Regions from separate parts of the Mus musculus genome. Here regions 2, 3 and 4 are each linked to region 1. The links are chromatin loops, found by intact Hi-C in ENCODE. Cell type or tissue: left cerebral cortex. All regions are shown on one strand.

Region 1 (5,000 bases):
GTATATGAGATGACTTTCTACTCATGAAACTGCCTTGAGAGACCTGTGAATATAATCTCGGGAGGGGACAACTCTAATAAAGGAGACCAAAAGACATTGGGATTTAAGTTGAAGCCTGGCTGCCTCGATGCAAGGACCTATGAAATGAAAGGACACACAAACCTATGCCCCATCTCTGACCCAGGTAGAGGAAGCCACAAACTCTTATGTGAGCTGTCCCTGCATGTGATCTGATCCATCATTGGTGTGTTTCCTGCACTATGAATGAGGATACCTGGATCAAACACCTTAACGCGCTCCAATCCCACCATGCACCACACTTGCTCAGACTATACCTCACCAAGTGGTCCAAGGTTGTTCTTCATATGGATTTTCATAAGGAAAGCAAATGTGCTGATTCACAAGTATGAGATGGACAACCACTTAGGATTGGTAGATTTGACTGTAAATTACAAAATTACTTGGAAGTGACTGGAGGCAACTGAACAACCAAGCAGACCTTTCAGATCCATTTGTGCCTCTACGGCTGGGATGGTTGCAACCAGGTTTTGAACCTCAGTCAGTGAGGCACACTGGATAGAGTGGTAATAACCAGCAAAGGCCCTCTGAGGAGTAACTCGGCAGCACTTGGGTAAGGATCATAAGGGATGTATTGACCCAGAGAGGGAGGTGGGTAAAAGTTGGGAGTTGGATCAGCAATCCACAAGGTACCACCGGCACTAGAGAAGATGACAACAGAATTCCATTGCACTGACTGCTGGGAGGAGCGGGGAGTGCTGTTCTTTTCCTTTCTACCTTCCAATTACCAGACTTTGGAGAAATGCAAAATGTTTATTCGAGCATTCAGGTCATGTCTGCAAACATTTAACTCAAGACACATGCTGGTGGCCCAAGCTGGGGCCATCGAGGAGAGGGAACTGCTGATTTAGGAATTGCTTCTCTCAGATTGCCTCTAGACATTTGTGGGGGCATTTTCTTGATTAATGGTTGATGTGGGAGGGCCAAGCTTACTGTGAGGAGTGCAGGTCCCGAGTTATGTAAGAAAACAGATTTATCAAGTCAGTCAGCAGTCCTCTGAACACGTGGATGCATTATCCCATGGTGGGGTCCTAATTTGATGGTGTTATTGGGAGGTGGTGGGAACTTTAGGGGAGAGGTCTCCTTGGAGGAAGTAGGTGTGTGGACCTTTCCTCTCCTTCCCTTTGTCTTCTGTTCACTGTGGGATGAGCCATTTTGCTTCACCACACATTTCCTTGTAATTTGTTCTGCTATACCACAGGGCCAAAACAAAGTAGTCCAGAGCCCCTGGACAGAGACCTCTGACATCAGCAGTCAAAACAAACCGTTTCTCCTTGAAATTGATTTATCCAAGTACTTTGTCACACTTACGGATAATAGACTGATATTAATACAGTTGTTCTCAAGAAGTTGCTGGCAATCTTATGTAGTTTGATCTTTGATGGGGGGGGTTCATCTGTTAATTTGCCCATCTCAAGGACAACCTAGCCTGGAGAAATGCAAAATGTTTATTAGAGCATTCAGTTCATGTCTGCAAACATTTAACTCAAGACACTCAAGACATGCTAGTGGCCCAAGCTAGGGTTATCGAGGAAAAGGAAATGCTGATTTAGGAATTGCTTCTCTCAGATTGCCTCTAGACAAAGTTAAGGGAATGGGAAGGTGAAGATGCCCAGGCCTTGACATGCAAAAATCTGATGTAGCTGTTTCCCAGGTGTGTGGTCCTGGGCCCGTCTTCAGCCTAAAATAAGGAAGGTCCTGCCCTTATTTCTCAGACATAGGCGAAGCAAGCCATTGTATACTCCATGTGCATTTATGTGTAGACTCATGTGTGTGCGCCTATGTGTCTATTCGGCTCTCTTTTGTATCATTATGTAAATGTTTATTATTAATTCTTGACTTGAATGGATAAATGGTGGTATTGTATCCACTAGGTCTGTGATTCCCAAGCTTTAGTGAACATTAGGCTCGTCCGAATTGCTAGTGGAGGTGCGGCAGCCAGGATCATCCATCTTCAGCTTTCGGCTCATAAAGTCTGGAGTGGAGTCAGAGCACCAGCATCTTGAGCAAGTTCCTAGGTGATGTTGAGGCAGCGGCCTAGGGCTGCAACACGAGAACCAGTCAGCAGATGGCGCCATCACTGAGTCTTGGCCTCCCCTGGGAGCCTAGGGAAATGGGTCAGCTTGGGCTTCTGACAACAGAAACACTGATCTTCCCAAGCAGAACCTGACCTGAGCATCTGAGGAAAGGAGCAGAGGGAGGTAGCAGCTGGTACTGGGCAGTAATCAGAGCTCTTCCCCACGCGTGTCTTTGCACTGTGGGTGTCCTCAGAGGAGACCTCATCCCTCTTTCGGGAGGGAGCGCTGTATCGTGCCAGCAGAAGCAAAAATTACATTGGTCACAGCAGAGCATCAGTCTTTCCCTTTGGAAAACATCCCTGAAGGATCCTTTTCAGTGATTCCAATTGAGGACTGAACCCAAGCAGAATCGTTCCAGTTAGGGATTGAAACCAAGTAAAAGAATCGTTCTTAAGGTTTTTAAAGTGATAGGTGGCGACAAAAGTCAACTTCTACAGTCTTAGCATGCTGCCTCTACATACCTTCTATCCACCCCCAACTCCCTCATCACTAACCAGCATTTTCCCGAGTGGAAAGGACCAGAATACCTGCCCCGAGATCTGAACTTGAGGCTCCCCAAAGGTTCTGCCCACTGGAAAGAGCTGACAGAATTAAATATAAAAGTCCCAGTGGTGGAAAGAGCCTTTCACTGCAGCGGGCTGCAGGAGATGCTAAGAAAGAAGGAGGAGAAAGTGCCTTTTAGGTTTAGCTATGTGCTGTCCTGCAGAACCTTCTGCTGTCTACACTGTCCCGGACACTGGTCACCAGCCGCAGGCGGTTGCTGAGCACTAAAGTGAGATAGGAATTTTTAAAGAAGTGAACTTAAAACGTGCATGTGAGCAGGTGCAGATGTAGGCCAGATGTCAACCTTGGGTGTCATTCTTCAGGTGCTGTCCTGTCCTCCCCTGCCCCCATCAGTCCCCTCACCCACCTTTTATCATTTGAGACAGGGTTCCTTACAATTCTAGAGCTCACTGTATATGCTAGGCTTGCTAGGTGGCCAGTGAACTCCAGGGATCTTCCTGCCTCTGCCTCCCCAGCCACGGGATTTTTAAGCCACACCCACCTTTTTAAAAATCTGGGTTCTAGGCTCATAATCAGGCCCTTATGCACATAACCAGACCCTTTTCCTAGAGAGCTATCTTCCCAGTCCGGCCCTCTTTTGAAGGTGCATTAGAGAATCTGTGAATACATTCAAAAGCTCCACAGAATCTACTTTCAGTTATTGAGTTTGGAGCCATAATGTAATTATAAAAATAAATGAAAATGAAAATGCAATCCTTAAATACTTTACCGACTAAACCATCTCTCCCGATCTCTAAAACTTTGATTTGAATGAGTTCGTCGAGGCATTCTCTAGCACAGTGTGTTGGCAGAGTACTCTGGTGGTTATCTGGGCCCGTGAAGGGCCTGGCTCTTGGCGCGTTGAAGGAGCAGGAGCACTTAGGTTGTTGTACGTAATTAGTGTATGGGAGCTTTCGGGTGGGGATTTTGATTAGGGAAGAGAGCAGGAGAGGTTGAGGAAGAGAGTAGGAAGAGAGAGCGAGCTCCTGGGCCTTGCTACATCTAAAACCTCCAAGCCCACCTCCATTGACACACTTCCTCTAACAAGGCCACACCCCTAATAGTGCCACTTCCTGTGAGCCCTTGGGGAACCATTGTCATTCAAGCGACCACAGGAGGTGACTAAGGAAGGAGGAAGGACTCTCAGTGAAATCCTTCTGGTGGCAGCAAGGGCTCAAGGGGACTTAAAACTGTTTAAGTGTAGGGGGTTGGGAACAGTAGCGGGGACTAAGAAGGGTACAAGTGATCTGCTCAAGGAAGTGGTGGGGGAGGGGTGGGCTCAGATTAGGAAGGGTAGGGAGATAAATGAGGAAGAAGAGAGTAAATAAGAGGAAGGATGTCTGAGAAAATCATGAGTCATTATATTAACTGTTCCCCTAAAGCCCCACCTAACATCACACACAAGCCTGCGTATTAATATACATAGATAATACAAGGAAAATGTTCTTCTTTGGGTGGACAATGAGCCCCTGAGAACTAAAGACCACCCAATAAAACCTCCAGTCCTCACATAGGAAGCCTTCTCTTGAGCTTTTGAATGGTGTTGTCCAAGAGACTCACAAGCCACACAAACTATTGTCATCGCTCCTGGCTGTGCCCCAAGATGGGAAAGGCAAATCCCTATTTCTGAAGACACCATGCAGACTTCAGACTGTGGCCCAAGGAGAGTTTGCTGCGAGGCTGTCTGTAGCAATGTCAGAAAGTATACCCGTAAAGTTTCACCAACAGGAGAGCCCAAAGATGAGGGGAACCAGAACACCAACTGTAGACATGCCAAGTGGATAGGGAAAAGCCCGCGAGACCCCAACCTACACAAAGAGCTACAGGCAACTGAGGAACGCTGAGGGTGGGAGAAGCAGCCTTCCCCAGGGAGGAGGAGCACACCAATTGGTTATCCAATGACATCCAATGGTCAGCCCTGAAAACATACATAAAGTAGCATCATACACACTGAGCCGGTCATATTTAGGAGTATATATGCATATGTATACATAGATGCATGCATATTTTAACAATCAATGAAAATAGAGGCCATGAATTTAAAAGAGAGTAAGGTGGAGTATATGAGAGTGTTTGGGGGAAGCCAAAGAAAGGGAGGAATGATGTAATTATATTATAATAATAATTATTATTTTTTAAAGATTTATTTATTATATATTAGTACACTGTAGCTGTCTTCAGACACACCAGAAGAGGGCATTAGATCTCATTACAGATGGTTGTGAGCTATCATGTGGTTGCTGGAATTTGAACTCTGGACCTATGGAAGAGCAGTCAGTGCTCTTAACCACTGAGCCATCT
Region 2 (5,000 bases), 130 kb after region 1:
TCTTTCCCTTAATGGTCCTGTGTGTCCTGTGTCTTTCCACCCTATCGTGTGTCTTTGTGTCCGTGTCTGGTGTCCTCAGCTTATTCTACAGAACTGTCTTTTCTTCCCAGCTTGCCATTTTGGAAGCAGCCTCCAGGAACTTTCCATTTTCCTTCTGATTATGTATGCCCTGTCTTCCTGGTCAGCACTCCAAACAACTCGGAGAACGCGCATTTCTTAGGAGAGAGATTTGGCTGAAAAGTCACCCAGTTTTCCTTCAACCCTGTATCTTGGGTGGTCTGCGAGGGAGGGCTAAATCCATTGATTCCCCTCCCCCAGGGGAAAAAAAAACAGGGAGTTTGCTAACCAGAGCTGCTTAGCCAATCGTTGCCTTGAGAAAGTTTGGATTGTGCTCCTATTTCATTAGGCTGATTGGAGCAGCCTTGACTCGGAGGTATAGTCCCTCCCCAAGGGATTCCGTGTACAGTTACAAGGCTGTCGCTGGCTGTCGCTGCCTGTGCGTGTCCTTTCAGGCTAGCAACCCACTCCCTCCTCAGCCCCCACCCCCCTCCACCTACTCCACCTTTTTTTGTTTTTATCTAGTGTCTCCCTTGCTCTCTCTCTCTCTCTCTCTCTCTTTCCTCTCCCTCCTACCACCGCCTCTTCTTCCAGTCCTCCACTCTCCTGCAGCGCCAAGCCGGCTCCCCAACGCAGTCGGCTGAACGCAAACCACTGAGAGTTTGCTGCGCAGTTCCCTGGGGTCCGGGGCCGCCGAGTCCCGCTAAGGCAAAGACACCGGCAGAGAGAGCAAGCGAGCAAGCGGGCGCAGCGGAAGACAAACACACGGGCACGCGAAGGGGAGCCCCAGGAGGGCAGCCGGGTGGCAAAGCTTGGCAGGCGACTGTCACTGCGTCCCGGGTCGCCTCTTCCCTCGTCGGACTGAGCGAGGAAGCGCGCTTCTTAAAGTTCTAGACCGCAGGAGGCGGCGTCCCCTTCAGTCCCCTCCTCGCGGCGCTCCAGGAAAAGGAACTTGATCTACTGGCAGGCTCGAGCCTCCCGCTGAACGTGAGAGGGGATAGTGCCACGGGCCCCAGGGTAGGGAGCCGAGAGAGGAAGCCTCGAGCCAGGCTGCAGGCGGAGGGCACGGAGCAGCGGCCAGGGACCCCGATGCCGGCGGCCAACATGATGGAGAACCTGCAGCTGCCCGCCCTGCAGGTGCCAGAACCTCAGGGCGCACCCGAGGGCAGCGCGGTGTGGTCCAGCTCGTCCACCCCCACGCTTCGCCGCCGGCGCTTTAAGATGCGCCGGATGAAGAACGTGCAGGAGCAGAGCCTGGAGGCGGGGTTGGTAGCCCCGGACCTACCCGGCGTCCTGGCCCCCGGCAAGGAGTTCCTGCAACTGCCGTCCATTGAGATTACGCCCTCCAGCGACGAGGACACCCCGTGGTCCAACTGCTCCACACCCAGTGCGTCCCCGCGCCGAAAACGCTTCCTGCTCCGCAAGTGGCTGAGGGTGAGGGAGCGGAAAGAATGCAGTGAAAGCAGGTAGGTTCCAGTTTCTCTCCAGCAGTCTTCCCCTGAACCTCTCGCCCCTCCCCAGGGCGGTCTAGGACCCTAGGGCATTCTGGTGGAAACTTCCGGGATCAAAGAAGGAGCTTATCGCGTCACCTTGGCGTCTTCAGGCACTGCCAGGGCACCAGGGCTACCACACAGCCTAGAACTAGGGACTTTACATTACTTGATGTGTTTGACATAGGTTCATGCTGCGTTTCATTTCTTGACCCTCACAGCAAAATGGCCAATACAGTGTTATCTTTTATTATCTCTTAAGCCCTTACTGTGCGCAGACTACTGTCTGTGGTGAGGGCTTCACCTGAGGATGGAATTTGGAGAAATTAGGTAGATAGTATTAGGCTATGATTCCATTGTACAGGTGGAGGTGTCGGGAGACTAGTGACAGAAGTTTAAGTGACGCCTCCACATGGACTTCCGAATCCCATTTCACTTTTTGTCATTTTCTTTTTCCTACACTACCCTGCTGGTACAGGTCCATGTTGCCTATGGAGAGGTGACGTATTCACATTTTCTACCACATCACGGACACATCTCACGATCGATCACCGTGCCAGCTTCAGTTTTGCTAGGGAGATGTTTGCTGTTCACATTCAAGAACTAGCATGAAGCTCACAGGGTAATGTGTGTGTGTGTTGCTTCAGGAAGTTGCCCATGGTGGCATGGAGTCCCCGCTACTCATGGATACCATGTCCCCTCTTCAATTTACTTCTGGACTCGGGGTATGACCATTAGCAGAGGTCTGTACTATTAGAGGGGGCGGGGTGTTGCTGTTATTGCTGCTGGTGGTAACTAATGGGAGTTCATTCACCCTATCATTTCACTTTCGTTCATTATCACTTATTGAGTGGGTCTCAAAAGCTCAAAAGTGACACCAGCAAGTGTGGGGATCTTGAGGGGGTCTCCAGGGTATGAAGGGGTGTGGAAGCTAAGCTTGATAGGACACTTTTAAAAAGTTTGCCTAGCATACAGGTGCCCCTAGCACTTCCAACATAAAATAAATAAATAAAGCTGTGTGGCACCTGCTTGTAGGCCTAGAACTCAGGAAGAAGAGGAGGAGGATCCTTGGGGTCTGAGATACATGGAGGTTACACGGAAAGGTTGACCTCTTAAAAACCCCAAACCTAAATGAAACCAAGCCAAGCCAAGCCAAATCCGAACCAACTAACCATATAACGGAAGCAGCTGAGACATGCGAGTTTCATTCACACGGAAGTGATGGAGCCATTGGAAGATTTACACTCTGTCATCTGTAGTCACTGTACAAGAAAAGGTAACCTTGGAGATGTAGGAAAAGGCCGAGGAGAGAGGGGCTCAAATGATGACAAATGAAGCTAGGAAAAAAAACAAAACAAAAGAAAACAGTGACATGAGCATGAGGTCAGGTGCATATGATGGACTTAGGGAACAACGTGGCCAGAATCAACAGAAACAAGCATGTGATGTGTCTTTGTGGAGGTACTGAGGGCCTGGGCTGGGGTAAGCAGGAGGTCTTTCCTGATTGCAATGGCTGCACATGTTCTCCCAGCTATGGACCTTGGGGGCAACAGGTTTTTCTCTTCAGGCACGCCACCCTGTTTCCCTTTTGACAGGGCAAGGGAAAGTGAGGACTGGTGGGGGCTAATCTCAAACTAAACTGTGACTCAGGTACTTTTCCCTCAAATGTGAGAGACCCTGAAAGAGGCACAAGTACAGACAACAACATGGAGATAGTCTTGCACTGCTGGGTAATGGAGGCTGGTGGAACCGAGGAAATGTAAGGAAAATGGTTCTGATCTTGAGAGTTGTTTAAAGGTATGGTAGGATAGTTTTTGTTGTTGTTGAAGTGGGGAGGATGGTATTGGAAAGAGGAAGTTTATTTTACCTCCTGAGTATGACTTAAGACAGTTCTTTTATGTGCTTGTTTATTGGGTTGGAAGAAAATGAGCATCTGCTCATCCTCTGGTATCCATGGAGGCTGGGCTCATCCTCTGGTATCCATGGAGACTGGAGGTTGGGTCCAGGTCGCTCTGAGGTCACCAAGTTGCTTATAGAAAGTGGCATATTATTTGCTCAACCCATACATATTTTCCCACAGATGTAATTTTTCATTTTTCTCTCTCTCTCTCTCCCTCTCTCCCTCTCTCTCTTTCTCTCTCTCTCTCTCTCTGTGTGTGTGTGTGTGTGTGTGTGTGTTTGTGAGTGTGAGTGTGTGAGTGTGTGGAGGTCAGAGGATAACCTTCAGGAATTGATTTTCTCCTCATACCATGCAGATTCCAGGACTTAAACTCAAGTCCTTTAGGCTCAGTAGCAAGTGTCTTTGTCCACTGATCGATCCATCTTGATGGCCCATGCTCTCATACACTTTAAATCCTCTCTAGGTAACTTCTAATACCTAGCATCATGCAAATGCTATCTGAAGATTGCTGTACAGTATTATTTAAAGAACAAGGATAAGGACATGAAGTCTGTTTTGTATGTGCATAGAGGTGCACGTCTGTAATTTGTGCACTAGGGAGGGCTGAAACAGGATGATTGGTAACATAGGGCCAGCCTGAACTAAAATAAACATCTAGTGGGAATCTAGTCTAAAATAAAGTCTAAACCTAGTCAGTATAGTTTTCCTGCGTTCTTTCTATCTGTAATCCATTGAATCTGGAGATACAGAACTTGGAGATACAGAAGGCCAACTGTGTATGTACAAAAGGGCAGACTGGTCTGGGAATGTAGGCGATCCTTGCCTATATAGTGAATTTGAGACCAGTCTTGGCTAATTGATGCTGTACCCTCTACACACAAAATAACCAATACAAAATCAGAGCCAAACTCAGACAAAACAACACGACCGTGGCCTATGCGCCCACCCTTGTCCATCCTGTGTTTTCACTGTCTGGTACCTGCCCTCTTGTGGTGACCCATAGATGTTCACTGAAGAAATGCCAGTAACGAGTAAGTCTATTTCCTCTTTCTGAAGTGAAATCCTCCTTATTCACAAGTCTGAGAAATTTTTAGGGGAGGGGGAGATAGCTCCAGAGCTGAGGTTTATAAGATAGATTTATTGAAATATGATTTAGCTGCCACACAACCTGCAATCTCCTGGGTTTGAAGCTCAGAGTCTACATCAGCAATAGAGGACTTGCAGACGTACTACGACCTGTAGGATAATTAATACCTGATATTTAATACCAGGATGAAAAGAAGTATTTAATCCAATTTTTGTAGTGATAGACGTGTACATGCATCCCCACAGTTAATTTTAAAACACCTTTTATCAGCGTGCGCAAACACACACACACACACACACACACACACACACAGAGAGAGAGAGAGAGAGAGAGAGAGAGACAGACAGACAGAGAGAGACAGACAGAGAGAGAGAGACAGAGACAGAGACAGAGACAGACACAGAGAGAGAGAGAGAGAGAGAGACTCTCACACAGCCATTCCCTTTAGTTAGCACCCATAAGCTCC
Region 3 (5,000 bases), 51 kb after region 1:
GGATGGTGTTAGGTCTCCTAGGACTGGAGTAACAGTTATGAACAGGCATCTGGGCGCTGGGAACCCAACCTGGGTCCCTTGCAAGAGCAGTGAGTGCTCTCTATTGCTGAGCCCTCTCTCTAGCCCCGTGACTACTAGAATTTTTGAGTGTTTGCTCGCTGTAAGGGATTTGAGACAAATCATGTTTCTATCCAGTATAATCGTGTTGATTTTAAAATTGAAAGAACTGAAGCATAAGAGGGTAAGCAGCTTGTCCAATATCCTGCAGCTACTGAGAAATGGAGATGAGATAATGTTCAGTGAGACACAGCCACTTCTATCCATGCTTCTATCCACAATCCTATACAGCCCAAAGCCCTCTAAGACAGGCCCTGCACCAAAGCAGGGAAGGCTGAAGTGTACTTAACTCATGATTTCTCAAACTCGATCAGTTGTAGTACCATTTGCTTGAGTGCCATCTATTAATACTGAAAAAAAAAACACTCCATAGAACAGATGTCGAAAAATATTTCACTCTGCAAAGACAAAGAAACAAGGGGCCAACTGCTTCTCTAGCTTTATCAGTGCATGCAAGTCTGCTCTGGGCTGTAAAAACCAGGAAGCTGACTTCCATACTCTTTAGACCTCCTAGAGAAACACAGCTAGGGTGATGGCTGTGTCTGCAGGGTAAAACATGGGGATTCAGATGTAGATAAAATAAATGCAAGTGTATTAGAATAGGAGTGTTCTGCCTCCCTGTTATGTATGGAACAAGGGCTGGAGACACAGCTCAGCGCACAAGTACTTGCCTAGCATGGGCGAGGCTCTAAGTCAGAACCCCGACACCATAAGACGATGACAACAACAACAACAACAACAACAACAACAACAACAATAACGTGACTAGTTTATTTTTGCTGAACAAGAAACAGAATGTGTAAAATAAGCATTTAAGGGCTGGCGAGATGGCTCAGTGGGCAAGAGCACTGAATGCTCTTCCGAAGATCCTGAGTTCAAATTCCAGCAACCACATGGTGGCTCACCACCACCTGTAATGAGATCTGACACCCTCTTCTGGTGTGTCTGAAGACAGCTACAGTGTACTTATTTATAATAATCAAAAATATATCTTTGGGCCAGAGCAAGCAGGGACTGAGTGAGCAGGCTTGACATGAGCGAGCAGAGGTCCTAAATTCAATTCCCAACTGCCACATGAAGGCTCACAACCATCCACACAGCTACAATGTACTCATATGTACAATGTACTCATATACATAAAATAAATAAATAAATCTTAAAAATAAATTAATGTTTAAACAATATGCATTTAAATTAACCAGAATTAAATTAAATTAAACAAGATCTTAAGGAGAAGATAAACAGGACTGTGGGCGATTGTGCTGAGGTGGGGATACCTCTATAGGAGAGAGCTTTTGAGTAGCTAAGAAAGAGGAGGAAGGGAATAAAATGTATTCTCCATTTACCATGTGCCGGATGACCTACCGTTGCAGTGTTAACCTTATGAGTCCTATGAGACTTGGCCAAGTTAAGGAGCTTGTGCAGGGTGAGAAAGAGGTTAACAGTAATATATTATTCACGAGGATTTCCCTTTAAATTCCCAGAAGTGAGACGTATGTTCTCCTGTGTCTTGATCTCCTCGTGTGTCCTATATCCACAGCCACAGCCATAAACTAGTTGAGCCAGGAATCCGGGGATCCTATAGATCAACTCCTCCATTTGAAGCTCAGAGTTCAATTTCCTATCCTGTGCCCTGCATCTCAAAGGCCATAGGTGAAAATGGCGTGGCTCTTGGTGTATAGTGTAATTCAGGGGAGGTTTCCTTATTCTGTGAGTTATCACAGTGTCCATAATGGTGGAGCAGTTGTCAAACTTTCTCTAAAGAGATCAACTTGGCTAGTGTTTCCATAGGATCATAATCAAAACCAGATACACAGACCTGAGGGATTTCAGGTTACTGCCCAAGAGGGATGTTTGTGAGCAAGAGGTTTCTGCCGGAGATAGCATCTTCCAATAAAGAGAAATTAGGGCTGCAGATGGAGAGGTTTGCTGATGAGCTCATGCTGCCAGGGGGTACTTTTCAGAAGCAAATGGGGTGTACTCTCTTTTGTGGATAATATGACAATATTTGTGTTAGAGGATGGTCAGGATGACTTGAGGGGTGGAGGGACGGGTGGAAAATAACGAGTGGACAATGGAGATTTTCTGAAACCCATCTTGTTAGCTGGGTGTCCTAAGGCCTGGAACCGGAAGTGGCTTGTCATTTCACTCTTGGAAGTCGCTTCACCTTGGGTGTCTGTCATCCTTCCCGGACGTCTTGGAAGAAGGGATGGAGGTAATTAGAAATGGCTTTGGTGAGTGACCATGTTAACCCATCAACCATATAGGTTCAGACAGCTCCCAGAGGGCAGATTTTGCACGGGGACCGCCAGGGTCACATTCACACTTAGCCCCAGATAAGCCCATTCTTTTTCAGGGGTGGGAATGTGGGTGCCTCCGACAATGGTAAAACTCAGGTTGGACTTTTCCAGCTAGGTGTATGTTCCTGGCAGTCAATGACACTCTCTGAACTTCCGTTTTCTTATTGTGTTCATTGAGAGCTTTCAACTTAACTCCTTGGCTTCAATACTTTGATTTTAATACTAGTCAGCCAGGGTGCCACACTGTCCTGAAGATCCCACAGGTAACCTGTGGACTTCTGCTATGCTTCTTCGTAGCACCCTTTCCATGAAATACTGTCATCCGTTTCCAAGAGAGGCTGCCATCTCCTCCTAACCACAGGACAATGGCACTTCTGGCGTTGGTTTCTGCACCAAGTTGATGCTCTGATTTGAACCCAGCAGTTGGTTTTAAAGGAACCGCCTGGTCCTGTGCGGAGTTCCACTGCAGTACTAAGTGTCAGGAGCAAGGCAATAACGGGGAGAATCCAGACTTCTCCTGCAGAGGGGGAGCAAGGGGAGGAGAGAGAAGAGAGCGGGAGAAGAGCGGAGAGGGACAGAGGCGGGAGAGCGGAAACCACCTAGGTGCAGTCCGGGACGACACTGAGCCAACGCGCTGCGCTCTGGGAGGGGGCTGTGGATATATATAGAAAGAGGGATCGCGCTGCGGTAACACCTAGCCACCCAGACGGCGGGAGCCGAGAGCGCGCTGGCAGGGGAGCTCCACTAGCTCGCGCCGCGCGTCCCCGCCCTCATCGCTTCCAAAGCTGTCCCAGGGCGCAGGGGGACCCTGAACCTGCCTCCACGCTCACCTACCGGAGGTATCTCCGACTGGATCGAACGCATTGGTCGGGAGTCCAAAGGCTGCGCTCTACTGCTCCCCTGCTCCAGATGGGACTGGCTCTCCTGTTTGCAAAGCCAGGCCCACGGGGAGATGTGCTGAGCAGTAGCCAGCAGCTGGTGTGTCCCGGACGCTGCTGACCGCTACGCGCCCAGCCCTGGGGTCCACATGAACAGCTTTCCTAACAGACCTAGGTAAGAACTTGTGAACCTACGGGAATCCCAGGATGCATGCACCTGGGAGCCAGACTGATGATGTTGGGGGAGCCCTCTGGAACTGGGTGAAGGAGGGGGGGGGGCGGAATTGTTCGATCCCCAGCTTTCTTAGTCCAGCTTCAAAGTTGCCAGAGGGCATGGTAAAGCTATTAGCATGGATTGTGGTCCGGCTGTGATGTCCAAACACCCAGAGTTGGTGTCTTCAGAAAACCACTAAGATAGGTCGCCTTCATCAACTTCCGGAGGTGGCCAGCTGGCTTCTTTCTTCATTCAGTGTTGGAGATGTGCACAGAGCATGTGGAGAAAGGAAGACTTGGAGATTGTATCTGTGTCTTCCTACGTTTCTGGCAAAAGTTTTGAAATTGGGGACACTGGCTTTCCTTGTTCTGGGCAGAGCCCATCCCTGCCTCCTCCCCTCACCCCAATCCAGCTCACACTCACTGCTCCAGCACGACTCGAGTTCAAGACTTGGTAGAACTACAAAGTACCCACCAAAGGGGAGCTACTGAGACTGGGGGCACTTCAGTTTTTCTAATTCCTTTATGGGGTGGAGGTGGAAGGCTTGACAATGGAAGGGTCCATTGACTTAGACCCAGGAATTCATGGAGTCCCGACTCCTTCCAGGAGAAGTACGACTGTGGCTTGTGCAGATGAGAAGGTGCTGTTGGTAGAATAAAGTTGGTAAGGTCCAGGCTTATTTGAACCCATCAGCCAAGCACAATCCTGGAGAAACATCTTTCTCCACACAGCTCCTCAAGAGGGTGCCTGTGCCTTCAAGGAAGCAGAGGACCAAAGAGTGGATTGCATGCACTCAGGTTGTGATTCGGATTGTGTTTGTCATAGAGAGCTCAACTGCAGGTCCAGGACTGTTCATGTTACATATGCTTGGAAGATTCCCTAGATATTTTTCCCCCAAAAAATAATTTTCTAAAGGCTTGTAAAAATGAAAAGCAAATGTTTTCATGACAGCAGCAGATGCAAACCTCCCACCACTCCAGGCAAAAACAAAGAAATTGGTGCAGGGGGCTGAGCTAGCTCTTGTCAACACCAACAAGGCCACATTCCTGCATTGGGGCTTTTTCAGGCGGGGTGTGTGTGTGTGTGTGTGTGTGTGTGTGTGTGCGCAGATCTTAGCTAGAGCCCCTCCATGTAAATTCCGGACATTCAATATTGAAAATGCTGCATTTCTGTCTCCTCCTCCAGGGCCCTCTTCGGCTCTAATCTGATACAGAAGCTCTTTGGAAAGCATCATAATACAAAAATACCTCCCACCCAGCATTTATAAGATTGGATGGCAAAGCATAGGCCTGTGGATTCTCACTGAGCACTCTAATCTTGTTCTCTGGTTGAGGGGAACATGTATTCGCCCTTTTCCAACTGTGCCTCTCACCAGTGTCCCTCACTTGAAGATCATGTCTCTTATGTGTACCTAATATCCTATCCAGGCCAGCCCCATGGCTTCACAGGTCTTTTTTAAAGTTGCCTTTTGCTGATTTGGAGGCAGTCATC
Region 4 (5,000 bases), 350 kb after region 1:
GCACATAGAGGCATTAACTGAAAGTTAGATATTATTCTTGCTTTTCACAAAATCACTGTTACTAAGGCTGAACTCTTAAATGTAACTGCTGATATTCGCACTTTTAAAAAAAGGACTTATTTATTTTATGTATATGAGTACACTATTGCTTTCTTCAGACACATCAGAAGACGTCATCAGATCCCATTACAGATGGTTGTGAGCCATCCTGTGGTTGCTGGGAATTGAACTCAGGACCTCTGGCAGAGCATTCAGCTCTAACTGCTGAGCCATCTTTCTATTCCTGATATTTGTACTTTTGATGAACAAAAATTGATAATTTCTTTTGGTAACACTAACCCACACCACCCCAAAGCATAAGGGTGGGAAATAAGACCACCAACATCCACTGGTGCTTAGATTAACCCTTTCTGCAGTGGCACCTGTGATTAAATCCGTTGGACTGAGTAGTGAGACTCAGAGAATTAACCAGGTCTGCTCCCTGCTAGGGGAGTGTCTCCCTAGAGGAGTGTGTTATACAGCTGTCCTGGAGCTATGGAAGAAGTGTGAGGTCTTAAAAGCAACGAGACTGTCAGAATCACCTAGAACCAGCTGTGCATCAAGATCCCAGGAGTCTGGGATCAGGGTCCCAGCTCTGGTTTTGCCGCAGACTAACTGTGTGATTCTGGTTGAATCAACAAGTCCTTCTAGGCTCAATTCCCTTCCCCACAAAGTGCAAGTCGTTGCTGCTGTTGTTATCTCATCCCAAAACTTCTGAGACAGATTGATCATACTGCAGTGCCAGACCTGCTGCAGAGTGAATGTGGTAGCTGTCAGTCATCGCTCTCACCTCTGTGCCCTCCCCATTCCATTTAAAAGTTGACTAAGGATGTTGTAGTGAGAATATTGGCTTCTTTAAAATTCCGGTCATGTTATGGGAATATGTTTTGGTTTCAATCCTCAGTGTGGGATAAGAGGCTGCTTCACAGTAGGTGATTGTGATTTGCCTCATGCACTAGTTAGGGCATGATAATTGCCAATTGTAGGTAGTTTAATTCTGGGGACTCTGGAAAGGGTATAAATGCCAGAGTCCCAAGAGAGCCGGGGCACTCCATAAACGCTGCTTCTCCCCATTGCTGTTTGTTATGGTTTGACAAGAGGAAGTTGGAGGTACCCTGACTGCAAAGATTGGACTTGCCCCAAAGGAACTCAATGCCCCAGATCAGTCTATTTTATTGACTGAACAATATCTAACCTTCTTTTTTTCCTACCAAGAGTTGGGAGGGAGGGTGGCTAGAAGGGAGATAGAGGTATAAGAACCCAATAAAACAGAAAAAATGCCAAGAGGATATTTATGATAGTCCTGTCCTGTGGTGGGCTAGAACATTTAGTTGTTATATTCTTAAGATATAATCATTATCACTATATTTACTTAGCCATACTAGGGATTGAACCTAGGGCTTCCCTCATGCTAGAACAGCACTGTATTACTGGGCAACAGCAGACATTCAGTGTTTTGAGACAGTTTTGTCATTTGGCCTTGACTGAGGGACAGGACTACAGACATGTGCTTAGTTTATCCTGATTCTATGGATAAGGAAACAGATGCCCAGTAAGGTACTCATGAAGAATCCTGTTATGGTTTAGGCATGGAATGACCCCTCAGAACATTATGTGTTGATGTCTTTGTCCTTAATACAATGATCAAAAGTGGGGTTTGGGAAAATGATTAGTGAGGGCTCTGAGCTACTCAATGGATTTATAATTGATAGATTCATAATGTGATAGCATTATTGGGACATGGTAGAAACTAGGAGGTGGAGCCTAATAGGTCACTAAGGACATTCCTTTAAAGATTGTATCTCCTTCCCTGACCTGTCACTCTCTGAGGTTCCCTTCTGGTATGAGGTGAGCAACCTCCATTGTCACATCCTCCCATCACCAACGGTCTGCCTCACCGCAAGTCCATTAGCAGTGGAGCCAGCAGCTATGGATTGAAACTTTTGAAACCATGAACCAAAATAACTCTTACTTCCTTTAAGTTGATTTCCTCAGGCATTATGTCATAGCAAGGAAAAGTGACCAATGCAAGTAGATAGAAATACTCATTTGAAATTCAAGTTGATGCGTGTCTCTGAAATTCCAGCTGCTTATTGATATTATGACATTTCTGCATGTGGATTTTTACTGATGACAGAGCAAATGCATATTCCTTTGGAGGGTGGTGAGGTGACTAAAATGTAAGATGCTGTTTGAGCTTGGACGCCATGCGGGCTCATGGAAGGCCAGCAGCCTCAGGTACCTATCAAGTGCAGCTTTTCCGCTAAAAACGTACAGAGAATCCTAATTTGACAACACTCACTTTTTGTTTTAATGTCTAATATTTGCATGACAGAGTGGTTCCCTGCCCCCAGCACTCACTCACTCATTGGCTCCGTTCTTTTAGCCTTTTCTGCTTGCTGGCCACCCTGCCCACATCCCCAGAAGGCTGATCAGAAAGCTGAGATGGGGGTGGCTGCTGTCCCTGCCTCTGCAGCTCTAACATTGCGTTAGAGCAGGTGGAGATGTTCAAGCTGAGAAGAAAGTACAGCTATATTTACTTGGGATTGTGGTTGGGAGAATGGAGGAAGGTCCCCTGAAAGAGCTTTGCTTTCAAATCCTTACCGCCCACACTCTAGGATCTGTCACTCACTCACTCACTCATTCATTTATCCACTCAACAGTGTTTAGCATGTTCCTGCTCTGTCCAGTGTTGAACAGAATGTTATTGGTCCTGTTCTCAGAAAATGAATATTATAGTGTGGAAAAAGTCATTTGGACATACAATACACAACTCAGTGTTGGGTATTAACGTGTGGCAAGATGACGTTTTTGTTTGTTTGTTTGTTCGTTTGTTTGTTTTTGTTTTGAGACAGGGTTTCTCTGTGTAGCCCTGGCTATCCTGGAAGTTACTCTGTAGACCAGGCTGGCCTCGAACTCAGAAATCCGCCTCCCTCTGCCTCCCAAGTTCTGGGATTAAAGGCATGGGCCATGACTGCCCGGCAAGACGTTTTAAAAGCAGGTATCAGAAAGAGGTCTCTTTGAGTAAGTGACAGCTATACAGGGACTTTGAGATCAAAGGACAACCTGAGGAAACGTCTGGGGAAGTGAGTCCTGGAGAGAGAAGAGAAGGTGCCAGGTTGTGAGACAGGAGCATGGAACCGAGTGAGCAGTAGGCAGCTAGCATGACTGGAGGATGGGGAGCAAAGCACAGAAGAACAAGGAAGACACAGGAGATCTTCGTCTTAAATGTGATGGGAAGCCACTGGATAATTGGCAGGGAGGTGACCACCCGAGAGTGGTGTTTAGATGCTCTCCCCAGTCATATCAATTGGAAGGAGGCAGAGGAACCAGTTAGAAGCCTTGTTAAACTTTAAGAGTTAGTCTGCCTTGGACTAGGTGGTAGATAGGCATTCCAACAGTCATAGAATGTGGGGATTGGCAAAAATGCGACCAGTGATGTTTGCTAGAAGACTTGACAGGAGAAAGAGAGAAGTTAGGAGTTGGGCCTGGGCCCCTGCATGTGTACATATGTGCTTTTACCTCTGAGCGCTAGCTACCACCAGCTCAGCCACCACTCTACCAACAGGGTTTGTTTAGTTCTGGGGTATGAAAACTTGACAGACGGGTCGATGGGCTCGCCAATGAACCAAACAATCCCTAGAAATAGTGAACATTGCCATATGCGGGAAAAAAGTGGATTCTGCCTTATATGGTAATTTAGGTTATTAAGTATTTTACCCAGATTACCAGGGGTTATCCAGGTGGTTCCTAAATGCCACCAAGGTCTCCTGAGACAGAGGGAAAGGGAGATGACTCATAGCAAACAAGCTTATACAAGTAGCGGTTAAGGGACAAGTCTAGGGTATCAGGTGTTCCCCAACCTTGAAGGAGCTAGGAATGGATTTTCTTCCAGTTCCCCAGAGTGAGGCTGGGCCAACTCCTGGACTTCAGTGAAACTAGTTTGGAGCACCGAGTCTCCAGAACAATGAGAAAGGAAATTTCAGATGTTTGAAGCCAGCAGATTCCTGAAAGTTGTTGCAGCTGCTGTAATCACTCATCCAACTGCAAGACAAGACTGGACCAGGGCAGGTGTCAAGATAAAAGGAATCAGCACATTAGACAACGGATGGATGGAATAAAAGATTGGCAAGCGGGCTAGGACCATACGTGTTGTAGGGAAGGCCAGGGAGTGTGTTTGCTGGAGAAGGAGAGGCAGATAGGGGGAGATGGATGTCTCTGGGTGGTGGCGCCTGGACCAGATAAGTATCTTGCCCCAGTGCTGAGACAGGCCTGCCAATTCGATCCAAATTGGATTTTTCATGCTTTAATTGGGCTTTGCTGAAACCATGCTTTTCTTTTTCATGTCTAATTTCAAGCCTTGAAACGATCCCTTGGTTTAAATTGGGCGGTTTCCCAATGCTGTTTTCTTTCTGTTCAAACAAGGTTGACTTTGATTGACTGGCAGTTCTCAGCTACCCAATTTGCTCTCCTTTGTGCTGGTTCAACATGGCAAATGTCAGCCCCCGTGGCTGCCTCCCCTGCCCACTCACCTCATCCTTCTCTGTGGTGCTACAGCCTGGGGCTGAGGGCACAGGACGCTTGGTCATCAACCAGTGTCTCCTATGCCACTTATCCTATTCAAACAGCTCCGTTCCTAAAATAACTGTCTTTGAACTTCCTATAATCTCATTGTGGTGTCTGTCTCCTTAAGAAAAAAGGAACCTAACATGGAGAGAGTGCACGTAACTATAATCCCCCCCCACACACCCCTGCCGCAGGCTGCTGCTGAGGCACAACAAAGGATCATGAATTTGAGGCTAGCCTGGGCTACAGATTATGATTCTAATTTTTCACATACTTATATTATTGATGGAGAGTTGACTGTTTTCAGTATTTTGCTAGTATATGTAATTTTCCATGGGTGCATATAATCATTTTATTTCTTCTGACCAGCACTCAGAAGTATCTGTAACATGCTT

The links. Peaks named below come from ENCODE experiments on the same cell type or tissue, not always from the same donor. Only the 100,000 strongest peaks of a DNase experiment are listed, where the experiment ranks them.
Region 2: it touches region 1 in a loop (5-fold over the local background); 7 of 42 quality-filtered maps call a loop at or near these places.
Region 3: it touches region 1 in a loop (1.9-fold over the local background); 3 of 42 quality-filtered maps call a loop at or near these places.
Region 4: it touches region 1 in a loop (3-fold over the local background); 3 of 42 quality-filtered maps call a loop at or near these places.

What each region holds. Positions count from the first base shown.
Region 1 is chr9:40,580,938-40,585,937 of GRCm38, reverse strand. No RefSeq gene overlaps it. Among named protein-coding and RNA genes, the nearest start is that of Gm48277, 26 kb to the right of the region's middle. In left cerebral cortex, a CTCF peak has its summit at 2,142 (motif pointing right); DNase peaks (open chromatin) are centred at 2,150 and 3,841; H3K4me3 peaks cover 296 bases; H3K27ac peaks cover 449 bases.
Region 2 is chr9:40,451,817-40,456,816 of GRCm38, reverse strand. Gramd1b (GRAM domain containing 1B) reads left to right here and starts at 1,053. Exons shown (of 20, transcript NM_172768.2): 1 at 1,053-1,523. The coding sequence starts at 1,147. In left cerebral cortex, a CTCF peak has its summit at 4,450 (motif pointing left); DNase peaks (open chromatin) are centred at 754, 1,028, 1,352, 1,994 and 1 more place; H3K4me3 peaks cover 1,695 bases; H3K27ac peaks cover 694 bases.
Region 3 is chr9:40,529,490-40,534,489 of GRCm38, reverse strand. It overlaps a transcript of Gramd1b not described here. Among named protein-coding and RNA genes, the nearest start is that of Gm35177, 15 kb to the left of the region's middle. In left cerebral cortex, a CTCF peak has its summit at 2,929; DNase peaks (open chromatin) are centred at 3,037, 3,352 and 3,820; H3K4me3 peaks cover 1,633 bases; H3K27ac peaks cover 598 bases.
Region 4 is chr9:40,228,751-40,233,750 of GRCm38, reverse strand. No RefSeq gene overlaps it. Among named protein-coding and RNA genes, the nearest start is that of Scn3b, 38 kb to the left of the region's middle. In left cerebral cortex, no CTCF peak of the experiment used is centred here; a DNase peak (open chromatin) is centred at 2,538.